Linked DNA regions of Homo sapiens: region 2 is linked to region 1. Evidence: chromatin loops called from intact Hi-C (ENCODE). Cell type or tissue: GM12878. All regions are shown on one strand. Each heading gives the region's core, and the rest is flanking DNA. Links, peaks and the distances in the headings are about the cores only.

Region 1 (8,035 bases), core at 1,723-5,722:
ACGTGAACCCGGGAGGCAGAGCTTGCAGTGAGCTGAGATAGCACCACTGCACTCCAGACTGGGTGACACAGCAAGACTCCATCTCCAAAAAAAAACAAAAAAACAAACAAAAACAGAATAGAGAGCCCAGAAAAGAACGCTTTTGTGTATGATCAAATGATCTTTCACTAAGTCACCATTAACACATGATAGAGAAAAGATAATCTTTTCAAAAAAATAACGTTGAAATCAGGTTATCTACACTGATAAAGCTGAATCCTTTCCTTGAACTATATACAAAGAATATTTGAAATAAAATATTTAGAAATTTAAAAAATAACAATCTCTTAGAAAAAATATAGGAAAAAAACATGACATTGGTATTGGCACCATTTTCTTAGATACAACATTAAATGCATGAGCAACAAAGAGAAGAACAGAATAACTGAACTACACAGTACTTCAAAATTTCTGCATATCAAAGAAAACATTCAAAAGAGTAATGATGCCTCCTAGGAAATGGGTGAAAATATTTGCAAATCACATGTGATAGGAGTTAATATTCAGAATATATAAACAACTATTAAAACTGAATTATAAAGTTGAATAACAACTTAGAAGTGGACAAATAATTGAACTAAATTTTCATCAAATTGATACAAATGCAAAAAAGCATTTGAAAGGATACACAAAATACTAATTTGTAGACAAATGCATGAAAATCACAATGAAAAACAGAATCCTCTTACACCCATTATAATAGCCACTATAAGTTTTCTAGAAAACATCAAATCAGTTGATGATGCAATGAAAATTTGCAACAAAAACACGTTAATTGTTGGTGCAAAACAAGGATGCAACCATTATTTACAAATGTTATAAATGTTCCTCAAATAATTAAAAATGGAATTATTAAATACAGCAATCCCACTTATGGATCTACATCCAAACTATGCAACGCAGGACCTGGAAGACATATTTGAACATTTATGTTTCTTGTACCAGCATCACAAAAGCCAAAACGCGGCCAGGCACAGTGGCTCACACCTGTAATCCCAGCACTTTGGAAGGCGGAGGCGGGTGGATCACCTGAGGTCAGCAGTTTGAGACCAGCTTTGCCAACATGGTGAAACCTTGTCTCTACTAAATATACAAAATTTAGCCAGGTGTGGTGGTGGGTGCCTGTAATCCCAGCTACTCAGGAGGCTGAGGCAGGAGAATCACTTGAACCTGGGAGGCGGAGACTGCAGTGAGCCAAGATTGTGCCATTGCACTCTAGCCTGGGAGGCAGAGCAAGACTCCATCTCAAAAAAAAAAAAAAAAAAAAGCCAAAATGCTGAAGCAATCCAGATGTTGATTTATAAATACATAAAAAAAGTAACATATGTATACAATGGAATATTATTCAGCCTTAAAAAAAAATCTTGGGAAGCTGAGGGAGGAGAATTGTTTGAACCTGGGAGGTAGAGGTGAGCCAAGATGGCACCACTGCGCTCCAGCCTGGGCAACAAGAGCAAAACTTCGTCTCAAAAAAAAAAAAAAAAAAAAAAAAGAAAAGAAAATCTTGTCCCATTTTATTATAAATGTTGAGAATTATGTCACCTAAAATGAGCCAGTAACAAAATGATGGGTACTGTATGATTCCACTTATGAGATATCTTAAGTAGTCACACTCATAAAAACAGAAAGTGGAAGCGTGTCTGTCAAGGGCTGAAGAGAGGGTAAAATGGGCAGTTGTTACTTAATGTGTACTGAGTTTTAGTTTTACAAGATGTAAAACTTTTAGAAGTATTTTGCCTAACAGTGTGAATACACTTAACATGCTCGAAATGTACAACTTTTATTCAGACAGGATCTCACTCTGTCACCCAAGCTGGAGTGCAGTGGCACAATTATGGCTTACTATAGCCTTAACCAGGCTGAAGTAAATCCTCCCCCATCAATCTCCCAAGTAGCTGAAACCACAAGTGCACACCACCATGCCTGTCTTTAAAAATAGTTTTTTTTGTAGACTGGGTCTTTATATGTTGCCCAAGCTGGTCTCCAAATTTTGGGCTCAAGTGATACTCCTGTCTTGGCCTCTCAAAATCCCTGGATTACAGATGTAAGCCACCACCATGCCTGGCCCTGAAATGTACACTTCAATGAATTTAAGATGGTAAATTTTATGTTATATTTTCACAATTAATTTTTTAAAAGAAAAACTGAAAAAATAAAGATTTATAAATCTTTTCAAAAATTATCTTCAAATCACAAACGTGTTTCTCTCATGCAAAAGAAATATATATTCATCATTAAACACATGGTGAAAAGAAGGCGATTTCCATGACTACTCATTTAGATATGATCGGACAACCATTGAAAATCAGCTAAGAAAGAATACCTACAAAATAAGCCATAACCAAAATGGAGGTCATATTTGTAGATAAAAGCACACACATATACAAACTGATTGTGATAGACATATGGCTGATTTATCCTTTTTTTTTTTTTTTTTTTGAGATGGAGGCTCGCTCTGTCGCCCAGGCTGGAGTACAGTAGTGCAATCTCAGCTCACTGTAACCTCTGCCTCCCAGGTTCAAGAGATTCCCCTGCCTCAGCCTCCCAAGTAGCTGGGACTACAGGCACCCGCTACCACACCAGGCTAATTTTTGTATTTTTAGTAGAGATGGGGCTTCACCATATTGGCCAGGCTGGTCTCGAACTCCTGACCTTCTGATCCACCTGCCTCGGGCTCCCAAAGTGCTGGGATTACAGGCATGAGCCACTGAGCCCGGCTGATTTATCTTTTAATTAAACCCCATGTTGACTTAAAGTTTACAAACAGAATTGCAAAATGTCTAAATATATAAGTAAAACAAAAAATCACAATAAACTGATGTTTAAAAAGTACACTAAATAAAACACTAATATGGAACTGCAAAACAATAACTAAAGAAGTTTACTCACAAAATCTGCTTTGCAATATTTATGTGCCATTAAAAAATTTGTCTAGATAATTACAATATTTGACTATGTGTACTCATGGAAAGCAGGTATTTCAAATCATTGGCATGCGCTGTGTTGCAATAAAATTTCAGGAAAAAAACAGTATAATTATAAATAAAAGATTCTAACAATAAATTTATAATAAACAAAAATTTACAAGAAATTAGTATTTATGTTTTAAATATATGCTATTCTTACACAAAATAAAACTACTGTAATCCAACTTTAGAAGCAAAACAATAGTCTTGCATTGCTAAATTTAAAAATTATATATTTTGCAGAATATGGTTAGCACTTCTTATATATAAAACAAATATTTAGAAATTAGTTATGTTGTTATTTAGATATATGCTTAAGTGGGTGAAAATCCTGTAATTCCTGTTTGCCTGAAGCAAACTTAAATTTATAAGTAACATCAACCATATCATGTAAATTCTAGCATATTGTCCTAAATGTCTGAACCTAAAGTACAGAAAAATTTGAAATAGAAAATAGAAAGTAAAAATGTATAGGGAGAGTGACATCAGTAAGATGGAAAAATAAAAGGTTCCTTATTTGCTTATCATCCCACAGCAAGAAAATTTATCAGCCATCCCTGTCAAAAATGCATTTATGTGAGCCATGGCTCACACCTGTAATGACAGCTACATGGTACATTCAGGTTGGGGAACTGCTTCAGGCCAGGATTTCAAGACCAACCTGGGTTATGAAGCCAAAACCCATCTCAAAAATAAGTGCCTTTAAGAGAGCTTTGAGATCCAGAGAGGGTGTTGTGAAACTGCTACAGTCTAAGATTAAGGAGTGTTCTTTTCAGAAGGCAGGCCCTCATTCAGGTGGAAAAATACAGGACCCCTGTTCTAGGCTGCAGACCAGGAAATGGCCCACCAAATTTGGTCCCACTGAGAATTCTGAACTTACTCTCTAATCATCCCAAACTCCTCCCAGCCACAGTCTGGGAGAGACCGTGCCCTTCCAGAGGCCTGGAGGAAGACAGCCATTTATAGCCACGCAGGCAGGCCTGCAGACCTTGTCCTTTACTGTGGTTTCTGAAGCAGTTCGATGACTCAGTTCCAGCTCCCTGAGCCACAGTTCACGGCCAGTTCTGCCTATAAAGGAACCCACACAGTGACCTGAAAAAATTCTCTTTGATACTCAGTGAAAGCCATACTCATCCACATTCTGATATAAGGCCCACCATATATAGACCCAATTACAAAAACCTGCCCTACTGTCTGCCCTACAGAGCAACATCCAGAAAAATATTTAGTCTGTTCCAAAATATAATGAAAATTACAATTACCCAAGCCCCTGTTAAGCCAACTAAAGGTGAGCCCTAGTGCAGACCCAGCAGCCTTGTGACCAAGCTACGCCCCTCTCCACTACAAACCCAGAGGACATCCCATCACCCTGAGAACCCAACAAAAAAAATCTTTACCTTCTAAACCAGTTTATAAAAACTTAAAGAGGTGTTTGCTCCTTTAAATTCAGACACCAATGCAAAACTATATTGTACCCACTGTAAATACTTTATTTTAACATAGAACTGCAAGTATGTGGCAGAAAAATTAGTCAAAAAAAGTTTTTAAACTCACTGAAATTGAAGACAAATGAGTAAAAACTTGCTGCTTATCGATCATATGCTCTTATATATAAAAAATTATAAACAGTACACTAAAACCTGTTTAAATTAATAAATACATTCAGTAAATTAGCAAAATATAAAATTAACATACAAGTTTAAGTTATGGTTCCATACACTTAAAGCAAACTGATTATTAAGAAAACAATCTTATTTACAGTAGCATTAAAATAATTTCTGAGAACAAATTTAAACAAGGAGGTAAAAAAATCTTTACAATAAAAATATATTAATGAAATAAATTAGAGAAGAGGCAAATAATTATTTTTTGAGACAGAGTCTCTGTCACACAGGCTGGAGTGCAGTGGTACAATCTCAGCTCACTGCAGCCTCCACCTCCTGTGTTAAAGCAATTCTCCTGCCTCAGCCTTTTGGGTAGCTGGGATTATAGGAACCTGCCACCATGCCAGGCTAATTTTTGTATTTTTAGTTGAGATGGGATTTCACCCTGATGGCCAGGCTGGTCTCAAACTCCTGACCTCAAGTGATCTCCCTGCCTTGGCCTCCCAAAGTGCTGGGATTACAAGTGTGAGCTACTGTGCCTGGCCAACGCAAATAAATTTTAAAGTATTTTATGTCTATGGATTGAAAGCATAAATATTGTTAAAGTGCCATATTATCCAAAATAATCTATGGATTCAATGAACTCCCTATCGAAATTCCAGTGGCATTTTTTTACAGCAATGAAAAATAAAATCCTAAAATTTATATGAAACTACAATAAACTTTGAATAGTCAAAGCAATCTGGAGGAAAAAGAACAAAGAAGGACATTATACTTTATAATTTCGAACTATATTTCGACTATCAAAAAAGACTATAATAATAAAAATATGAAATGTGCAGAAAAATGAACCAAAAAAATGGAAAAGAAACCACTAATCACACACATTTCAGACGTGATGTAGAAAGAGAACTTAAAAAATAACAGTTTCTCAAAATTTTGCAGATATTTGTGTGTCCCTAAAACAATGGAACATCAGTCAGATTGTGCAGTCTCTTATAAGCCATAAAGAGGACTTTGGCTTACAGTAAACTTGAAGGAAGATCACTGATGGGAAAGTAGAATTTTTAGAGAATTTAAGAGCATAAAGAAGATGCCCCTATGTGAGAGCAAGAGAAAAGAAACTGAGCTTCCCAAAAACTATTTTCTCTGGAACATAGCTTCCCAAATCCCATGTCAAGAACTGACTTTCTCTTTGACATCTGGACCTCTCATCTGTGTCATCTGTTGTATTCACTATCACTCTCACCTACCTGGGGGTTTGGCTACCATCTCCTGTCTCTTCCTATTCCAGGGCTCTTTTCCTTGCTCCAAACAGGTTATCAGGTGAGGCTTAGAGACAGCAATACCTGTTTTATTAAAAATAAATAACATGAATCTTGCTCATATTCTCCAATTACCAAACTACTAATGTGCTCAGTAAAGAGAATGTCATAGCATATTCTAGTAAATTAATCCCAAATTACTAATTTATAACAGACATTTCTAAATATTTAGAAAATACTTTAAATTTTTAGGTCTTTAATTTCACTACCCAGTACTACTGAATCAAAAATTGGTGGGGGCAATTAAATTTTAAGGTGTGGGCAACAACATTTTATGCCATCAAATTTCTGTAATTACCACTAATCTAGAGTGAAGGACATAGATCAGCTCAGGAATGTGGAAAGTTCAGGTCAAGATGAAACGTACTGAAGGAATTTTTTTCTACATGGACAAAGCTCAAAGATTTTCTTGAAAACAGGGATCTGAAACTCATTTATGCAAAGCACAAATTACCACAAGTTATGCAAAAAAAGAGAAATAAAACCTTTAGGGCATATTAGGAATTGTGTGTTGAAGTTATCCTCACCCAGGAAGACCAGGTTTCTGTAGTTCTCAAACATCACTTTCCTATATAAATTCCGTTGTGCAGTGTCCAGGCATTGCCACTCCTCCAGAGAGAATTCTATGGCCACATCCCTAAATGTCAGTGGTCCCTGAAAAACACACACACACACACACACACACACACACACTTATATATTTACTAAATGACCATGGGCAGAATTTTTATTTTGGCTCAAGGCAAAGTAAGACAGTATAGAAAACTGATTCTGACTTACAGGAGTGAGTCAAATTATACAATAAAATAAATTTCAATGCAGAAATATTCTCTAATATATTCTTTAACTCAGATAAGAGAACAGCATAAGATCCACAACATCAGTGTATATATACTTTTTTGAAGAAAAACTATAACAGGACATGAATACAAACATGTAAATTTTTGAGTGCTATATTTACATCATACACAATGAGTTGTGTATATTTTTCAGATAGAAAAGACATGTTGAATTAGAAGGTACATCTCAAATTTTAATGTGTACAATAAACTGAAGATCTTATTATGCGGATTGTTTTTAGAAAATCTGGAATAAAGTTTGAATTTCTGAATTTCTAACAAGCTCACCAGTAATGCCAATGTTTTTGGCCCAAGAAGAGTATTTTGTCAAACATCCACTAAGTAAAAGAGCCTGTGTTGGCCAGGCATGGTGGCTCACGCCTGTAATCCCAGCACTCTGGGAGGCCGAGGCAGGCGGATCACCTGAGGTCACGAGTTCGAAATCAGCCTGGCCAACATGGCGAAACCCCATCTCTACTAAAAAAAAAATACAAAAATTAGCCGGGCACAATGATGTGCGTCTGTAATTCCAGCTACTTGGGAGGCTGAGGCAGGAGAATCGCTTGAACCTGGGAGGTGGAGGTTGCAGTGAACTGAGACTGCGCCAGTGCATTCTAGCCTGGGCAACAGAGTGAGACTCCATCTCAAAAAAAAAAAAAAAAAAAAAAAAAAAAAGATCCTGTGTTTTCCCAGTTTTTCTGTAAATAAAGATGAGAGCCTTCATCTTCCAAAGACATATATGCAAATAAAACCTAAGGAAGAAAGGCAGCTGCCAAATCAAATGTGATAATTTATGCACATCAGCTGCATAAAGATACTTACTAATGAAAAGTAATTAACTATAAAAAAAACTTGTCAGACAGCTCTTTAGCCAAGTGAATCATTAACATCAACTGCACTAGGAACAAATTTTTATGATGTGCTGATGCACAAAGAACACAGCATCACTGCTGGAAGACTGCCCCCAAAAAGTAAATTATAATCTAAATTTAACCATAAAGAAACATCAATTTTATGCAAAGTTCAAAATACAGGTATCTCCTATTTACTGTACTATTAAATAGTGATTTTAAGTAGTCTTTCTTCAGCACCCTAGAAAGCAGGAATCTCCTAAAATTTTTTTCAGAACTTCATGGGTGATAAATGCCATTCTGTTTAAATAAGCATTTTCTTGATCCTTTTCTGTATAGAGCTAATAGAGAACACAGATGGATCCTCAACATTACATGTTCTTTTTCTTTACTAAGGACCCCAGCTTTTCC
Region 2 (8,035 bases), core at 1,972-5,971, 200 kb before region 1:
TTTTCCTCATTTTCTTGTCAGATTCTATAATCTTTTGCTTCCTTAGATGACTGTGGCATGGCAGTTCCTCTAGTATTATAACAACATTCACCTTCTAGCAGATACAAACTGTAATTCTCATTACTCCATCATTTTCATGTTAAGGGAGACAGACTCTATTAATCAGAACTTTAAACAGACCTGTTGTTTTAGATTTCTCTTGAGGATAATACTGGGAGTTGATTGTGTTTTACTTAGACCAATTGCTGTTGAAGGAAAGAAAGGTTGTGTTGGAAAGTCTTTAAGCTAGACCTGGTTACCTTCTGCAGCATAGAAAGTATTACTGGAATGTGAAACGAGTGGAAAGAATAGCCATACACTCAGATAGGTATGAATGATTTAGCAGATAACACATGTGAAAGGTCCAAAGGTGAAGGAGAAAACAAGAGTTTAAAATGTGGATTGGGAGGCTGTTCTCCAATGGAATTGATTCTTGAAAAGCCTCTTAATGTCATGGAGGACAATTTTTTGATGTATGCTTATTAAGCTTTTGAATTCTTTAAGTCTTCTATCCATTTAATCTGCTGGTGCATTCACAGTGAGAGACAACTCCTTTTTATGCTGTAAGGATCTAAATAATCTAACTGCTCTTCTATTGCTTTGAGGGATCTGGAAAATTTGTCCAAATTTTTGGAGGTGTTTTTAAAAATCTGTGCATTATGTTAGAGAGGAGTAGGGAGATTTGGTTAAGAGATTTGAGAGAGGCCCGGAACAGATGTCATATGTTTCTGCTTTATAATTTCCAATCAGTTGATCATACAGAAAATGAAAGTGAGAACTTTTATCAGAGCACAAAGCATCTGATTAAGTACAAGAAAATCTAAACATCTATTTCACTTCAAAAGTATATTTTTCTTAGTAGGAACTAAACTTAGAAATTTAAATTCTATATGACAATTGCCTCTACTGTGGAATAGTTGATTTTATCTACTCACCTCACAGAATTCCTAAAAACACTAATACCATAGGTTACTTAGAACACTGTCCAGCACATAATAAACATAATAAATTCCAAATTGTTACCTATTTCTTAATAACTATTATTTTATAATTTTATCTTCTTTACTATGAAGACTACTAGGGCTGTGTCTTATATATATGTTTTTCTTTCTGATTTGTGTGTAACAACTATGCCTGTAATTTCACAAGTTCTGAAGTAATGTGCTCAAATGTATATGTTGTATAAAAGGTAAACTAGATAATTAATAGGCACACCATATATTATAATCTTTGATTTATGTTTAAGTTTACTGCATACAAAAAGATACTAGCATTTTCATCAACTTTTCTCAAACTTTGTCTATGTGATTGTATAAATTTATTTCTAATTATTTTATTTTATTCCATATTGTACTGTATTTATATTGTTTATATTATTTTAGTAATGTAATGTTTTGCTTCCAAAGGTTGCCTTGCCTTTACATTTTGTGCAAAAATAGCAGCTATACATTAATGACATAATAAGTATGTCTAGTATTATTTAAGTGCCTATTCATATTTTCTCATCAAAGCTTTTTATGAATGATTATAATGCATTTTCTATAAAATGTTATTGCTTTCACTGTATACCAGTGATTCAAACTTTATTGTCTTCAACAGCAATGACATGAAATCACTCTAGTTGCCCATCAGAGGTGGATTGGATAAAGAATATGTGGTACCTATATACACATTGAAATACTACACAGCCAAAAAAAATTGTGTTCTTTGTAGCAACACTGATGCAGCTGAAAGCCCTTATCTTAAGTAAATTAATGGAAAAAAACCAGAAAGGCAAATACTGCATGTTCTTACTTACAAGTGAGAGCTAAATATTGAGTATACAAGGATATAAAAATGAAAACAATAGACACTGGGGACCACTAGAGGAGGAAAGGAAGAAAGAGACAAGGCCTGAAAAGCTACCTATGGGGTACTGTGCTATCTATCTGAGTAGTAGTAGCAGTTATCCCAAACCTTAGCAATACATAATATACCCATGTAACAAACCTAGACATGTGGCCTCTGAACCTATAGGAAAAGTTGAAATTAAACAAAAATACCAAAATATGTGCTCTTTATAAATGTGCAGTCACAGTTAAAATGCATGGCTATCTAGAATAATTATTGTTTGGTAGTACACTATGTTGATTCAATATTTTTTGGTTAATTTTTTTTGTTAAATTTTGTTCCACCATTTTATATTTTAGTGGCTTATGTTTTACAGTAGCCTATGTCACATTAATTAATTGTGTTTTTAGTTTTTATGTATCATAATTTTATATGACAATAATTCAACTCTGTACACATTAAAACAATGTTTGGACAAAAGTCAGATATTGATCAGTCATACATATTTTGCCAATATAATTATTTCTGTGTTTGTTTGCCTGTGTAAATATTACCCCTATTTTATGACTTGTATATTTGCTTTTTTTTTTTTTATTTTTTTGTTAGTAGTCAATGATTGTTTTATTCTTAAGTGTAAGAAATACAAGGGCCGAGCATGGTGGCTCACACCTGTAATCCCTGCACTTTGGGAGGCGAAGGTGGGCAGGTCACCTGAGGTCAGAAGTTCAAGACCAGCCTGGCCAACATGGCAAAACCCCGTCTCTAGTAAAAATATAAAATTAGCCAAGTGTGGTGGTGCGCGCCTATAATCCCAGCTCCTGCAGAGGCTGAGGCAGAAGAATCACTTGAACCTGGGAGGCAGAGGTTGCAGTGAGCCAAGACGGCACCACTGCACTCCAGCCTGGGCTTCAAGAGCAAAACTCTGTCTAAAAAATAAAAATTAAAAAATGTATACTCTTTAATATTTTCAGTTATATAGTTCAGCTTTGTTAAGTATATTGACATTTTTAGCAACATATCTTTAGAACTTTTATTTTTGTAAAAGAAATATGCTATACACATGAATCCACTACTCATTTTTCCCATTGTCTGGCCCTTTACAAACATCATTCTATTTTCTGTTTTTAAGGATGTAACTATTTTACATATTCCATGTAAGTAGATTCATACAGTATTTTTGTGTGTGTGGCTGGCTTACTAATTTAGCATGTTGTCTTCAAAATTTGTCTTTATAATAGATATTAGAAGATTTCCTGCTTTTAAAAAGCTGATTAATATTCCCTTTTTTATATTTTAAATTATATTTATCGATTAATTTGGTAAGGAAAGTTTAAATTGCTTTTACCTATTGGCTTTTGTGGATAATGCTTCAATATGGTGTACAAATAACTCACTTGACCATATATTCAAGAGTTTATATCTGTGCTGCATTGTGTTTCATTACTTTGGTGTTCTACATTTATACCAGTACCAAAGTGCTTTGATTGATGTAGTTTTGTTTTGTGTTTGGAAATTGTTAAGCATAATGCTTCCAATATTTTTCTTCTTTTTAAAGATTGTCAGGCTTTTCATGTTACCTTGAGATCTTATGTAATTTTGTGGGTTTTTTTTTTCTTTTTGGAAAAGTAAAATTTATTTTATTATTTATTTATTTATTTATTTATTTTTGAGATGGAGTCTCGCTCTGTCACCCAGGCTGGAGTGCAGTGGCGCGATCTCGGCTCACTGCAAGCTCTGCCTCCCTGGTTCACACCATTCTTCTGCCGACGCCTCCAGAGTAGCTGGGGCTATAGTTGCTCGCCACCGCGCCTGGCTAATTTTTTTTTTTCTAGTAGAGACGGGGTTTCACCATGTTAGCCAGGATGGTCTCGATCTCCTGATCTCATGATCTGCCCGCCTCGGCCTCCCAAAGTGCTGGGATTACAGGCGTGAACCACTGTGCCCGGCCAGGAAAAGTAAAATTGAAAATTGAAAAGGGTGTGTTGAATGTGTGGGTCACTTTAAGCAGCATGGACATCTTCACAATGTTATGTCTTCCAACCCTTGAAAAAGAGCATGCTCAAAAGTGTGTTGTTGGTTGGGTGCGGTGGCTCATGCCTGTCATCCCAGCACTTTGGGAGGCCGAGGTGGGCACATCATAAGGTAAGGAGATCGAGACCATCCTGGCCAACATGGTGAAACCTTGTCTCTACTAAAATACAAAAAATTAGCTGGGCGTGGTGGTGCATGTCTGTAGTCCCAGCTACTCAGGAGAGGAGGCTGAGGCAGGGGAATCACATGAACCCAGGAGGTGGAGGTTGCAGTGAGCCGAGATCGTGCCACTGCACTCCAGCCTGGTGACAGAGCAATACTCCATCTTAAAAAAAAAAAAAAAAAAAAGGTGTGTTGTTTAATTTTTATGTTTTTTGAATTTTTCAGCTTTTCTTCTGTTACTGATTTCTAGTTTCATTCCATTTGGACCATAAATAATTGTCCGTAAAATTTCAATTAAAAAAATTGTTAAGACTTGTTTTGTGGTGTCACAGGTCATCCATCTAGGAAAATGTTTCATGAGCTATTGAAAAGAATGTGTATTCTGCTGTCTGTATACATTTGTTAGGTGTAATTATTTTATAGTACATTCAAGTTTTTTGTTCCCTCATTGATATTCTGTCTTGCTTTATGTATTAGTGAAAGTGGGATGTTGATGTTTCCTTCCATTATTATATTGCTGTCTATTTTTGCTTCAGTTCCGTCAATGTTTGCTTTATGTGTTTGGGAAAACTGTCTTGTATTTATAGGTTCTCAGTGAATGAACCCTCTTATTATAATTGAATGTCCTACTTTGTCTCTTGTGAATTTTGACTTAAAGTAAATTATATGAAATATGACCATTTTCAACTTAATAAATTGTTGCCTCTTCTCTCATTTGGTTAACACTTGCATAAAATGTATTTTTCATCCTGCCATTTTGTCTTTTTTTTTTATTAGATCTAAAGTGAATCTCTTGAAGACATGATATAGTTAGATCTTGATGTAGATCTTGATATATGTCATGATATAGTTAGATTTTTTTTTTCATTTTGGAAGATACTTTTGCTGGATATAGTATTCTTGCTTAGACTTTTTTTTTTTCCAGTGCTTTAACTATGTCATCCTGTTCCCTTCTTGCCTGAAAGATTTATGTTCTTAAATTTACTCGTAATCTTGCAGAAGCATGCATATAAATAACACGTCTCTTTCTTCTTCCTGAATTCCAGATTCTCTTCTTGTCTGCGACTTTTAAAACATTGCTTGTGTTATGTCTTGTTAGAAATCTCTTTGTGTTATCTTAGTTGAAGTTTGCTGAGCTTCTTGATTTTCTTATATTTTTTACTAATGTTGAAGTGCATATTAGTCTTTTTTTGTAGTTCTACTACACAATTTTTATTTCTTTCTGTGCTTTTTATCTTTTTGTTGGTTTCATTTTTGTTATTTCATTTTGTTTTTTTAATTTCCATTTTACTCATTGAGCATCATTGAGATGTAATTTTGATTTTCTAGGGTAATTTATTTTTTTCTTTTAAAAAATAGATCAAGACTTTAATTCAAATTGTCTCACATAATTTTTACATCTCCTTTTTTTAATAATTGATTTCTGGATATTCTTTTTTTTCTTTGAGCCATATTATCTTGATGTTTTGTTTATGTTGTAATGTTGCAATTTGTATAATAAAAAGCCACATGTCAAAATCTGTATTAAGTGACTTTTGTCTGAGGGAATATGATACCAATTTTTTAGGCTAGGGAGTCTTGGAGTCTCTCAAGCCTGTTCTATGGATGTTTTCTCTGAGCTTGTGTGTTTTTTAGTTAAAAAATGTTCGCCTTTTTTTTTTTTTTTTTTTTTTTTGAGTGTTACTCTTGTTGCCCAGACTGGAGTGCAATGTTACAAGCTTGGCTCATTGCAACCTCCACCTCCTGAGTTCAAGCGATTCTCCTTTCTTCTGCCTCAGCCTCCCAAGTAGCTGGGATTACAGGCACCTGCCACCACGCCCTGCTAATTTTTGTATTTTTAGTTGAGACAAGGTTTCACCATGTTGGCCTGTCTGGTCTTGAACATCTGACCTCAGGTGGTCCGCCTGCCTCAGCCTCCCAAAGTGCTGGGATTACAGGTGTGAGCCACCACTCCTGGCCATTCCCTATGTTTCTTATTGAGATCCCTTAGTCACTTGCTATACCCATTGTCTGTCTATGATACTGAAGTCTTTCTTCTCTTGTAACAGTCATTTACCTTTGGTCTCAGCTGTCCGAAACTGTCAGTGCATACCACCTTTCCTTTCAACACTGTCATGGAATATAGAAATTAGTCTTTGGTAAGGTCTCAATAAGCCAGAAGCATGGACACATGTGCCACTATTTTATTTATTTTTGGAGGGGGTAGACAGGAGTTTGGAGTCTATAGTTAGAGTCATCATAGGATGAAGAATGGCTGTGGTGGGTAAATATGAAATACTTTTATTACACTTCTATGTGGTTCTTGGCGTTTTGCTCACTTGGTGTGCCGCAAATGCTTAACTGGTTCTTAGACTTCTCACAAAGGCATTTTGGTCAGTATATTTCTGTTAGGTTTATATGTCTATAAGAATATAGAGCCTGTGGTATTTTATTATCGTTTTATTAATTGCTTTGTATAATTATATATTTGTGAAGTATATTCACCTGAGTCTAATGAGGGAGAATTTTATTTTTTTTCTCCAGCTGGTTCTTTTCATTTTACTGCAGAGATATTGCCGGATCATGACATAAAAGATTCATTTCAAAAAGTGATTCTGAGAAAATATGGAAGCTGTGACCTTAATAATTTACATTTAAAGAAAGACTACCAAAGTGTGGGTAATTGCAAGGGGCAGAAAAGCAGTTATAATGGCCTTCATCAATGTTTGTCAGCTACCCATAGCAAAACCTGTCAATGTAATAAATGTGGCAGAGGTTTTCAGTTGTGCTCAATCTTCACTGAACATAAAGACATTTTTAGCAGAGAGAAATGCCACAAATGTGAAGAATGTGGCAAAGACTGTAGGTTGTTCTCAGATTTTACTAGACATAAGAAAATTCATACTGTAGAGAGATGCTACAAATGTGAAGAATGTGGCAAAGCGTTTAAAAAGTTTTCAAACCTTACTGAACATAAGAGAGTTCATACTGGAGAGAAACCTTACAAATGTGAAGGATGTGGCAAAACTTTTACCTGCTCCTCAACCCTTGTTAAACACAAGAGAAATCATACTGGAGACAGACCCTACAAATGTGAAGAATGTGGCAAAGCCTTTAAGTGCTTCTCAGACCTTACTAATCATAAGAGAATTCATACTGGAGAGAAACCCTACAAATGTGAAGAATGTAACAAAGCCTATAGGTGGTTCTCAGACCTTGCTAAACATAAGATAATTCATACTGGAGACAAACCCTACACATGTAATGAATGTGGAAAAGCTTTTAAGTGGTTCTCGGCCCTTAGTAAACATAAGAGAATTCATACTGGAGAGAAACCCTACATCTGTGAAGAATGTGGCAAAGCCTTTACCCGCTCCTCAACCCTTTTTAACCACAAGAGAATTCATATGGAAGAGAGACCTTACAAATGTGAAGAATGCAGCAAAACCTTTAAGTGCTTCTCAGACCTGACTAATCATAAGAGAATTCACACTGGAGAGAAACCCTACAAATGTGAAGAATGTGGCAAAGCATCGAGCTGGTTCTCACACCTCATCAGACATAAGAGAATTCATACTAGAGAGAAGCTCCACAAGTGTTAAAAATGTGGAAAAGCCTTTACCAAGTCCTCATACTGTGTTCAACATCTGAAATTTAATACTGAACAAATGCAGTATAAATGTAATGACAGTGGAAGAACATTTATCATCTTAGAGGGTCTCTAAGAACTTACTTTATAATCTGGTTGCTTATATGTTGGGTACATATATAGCCCTTTGCTATTATGTAATGCCCTTTTTTTTTAAATCTATGTTAATTTCAAGTCTGTTTTGTCAGAAACTAGGATTGCAACCCCTGCTTCTTTTCCTGTTTTCTATTTGCTTGGTAGGCTTTTCTTTTTCCCTTTATTTTGAGCTTATTTGAGATGGGTGTCTTGATTAAAGCATACCATTAGATCTTGATTCTTTTTTCAGCTTGCCATCTGTGCTTTAAT

Evidence for each region. A loop is a pair of places that touch in the nucleus more often than their neighbours do. Peaks named below come from ENCODE experiments on the same cell type or tissue, not always from the same donor. Only the 100,000 strongest peaks of a DNase experiment are listed, where the experiment ranks them.
Region 2: a loop joins it to region 1, with 2.3 times the contacts of the local background. A loop is called at or near these places in 1 of 110 quality-filtered maps.

What each region holds. Positions count from the first base shown.
Region 1 is chr7:64,537,845-64,545,879 of GRCh38, forward strand. ZNF680 (zinc finger protein 680) reads right to left here. Exons shown (of 4, transcript NM_178558.5): 2 at 6,462-6,588; 3 at 5,863-5,958. Among named protein-coding and RNA genes, the nearest start is that of ZNF680, 21 kb to the right of the region's middle. In GM12878, for the core only: no CTCF peak of the experiment used is centred there; a DNase peak (open chromatin) is centred at 4,094.
Region 2 is chr7:64,341,505-64,349,539 of GRCh38, forward strand. It overlaps ZNF736 (zinc finger protein 736), which reads left to right. Exons shown (of 4, transcript NM_001170905.3): 4 at 6,586-8,035. The coding sequence ends at 7,643. Among named protein-coding and RNA genes, the nearest start is that of ZNF736, 32 kb to the left of the region's middle. In GM12878, for the core only: no CTCF peak of the experiment used is centred there; no DNase peak of the experiment used is centred there.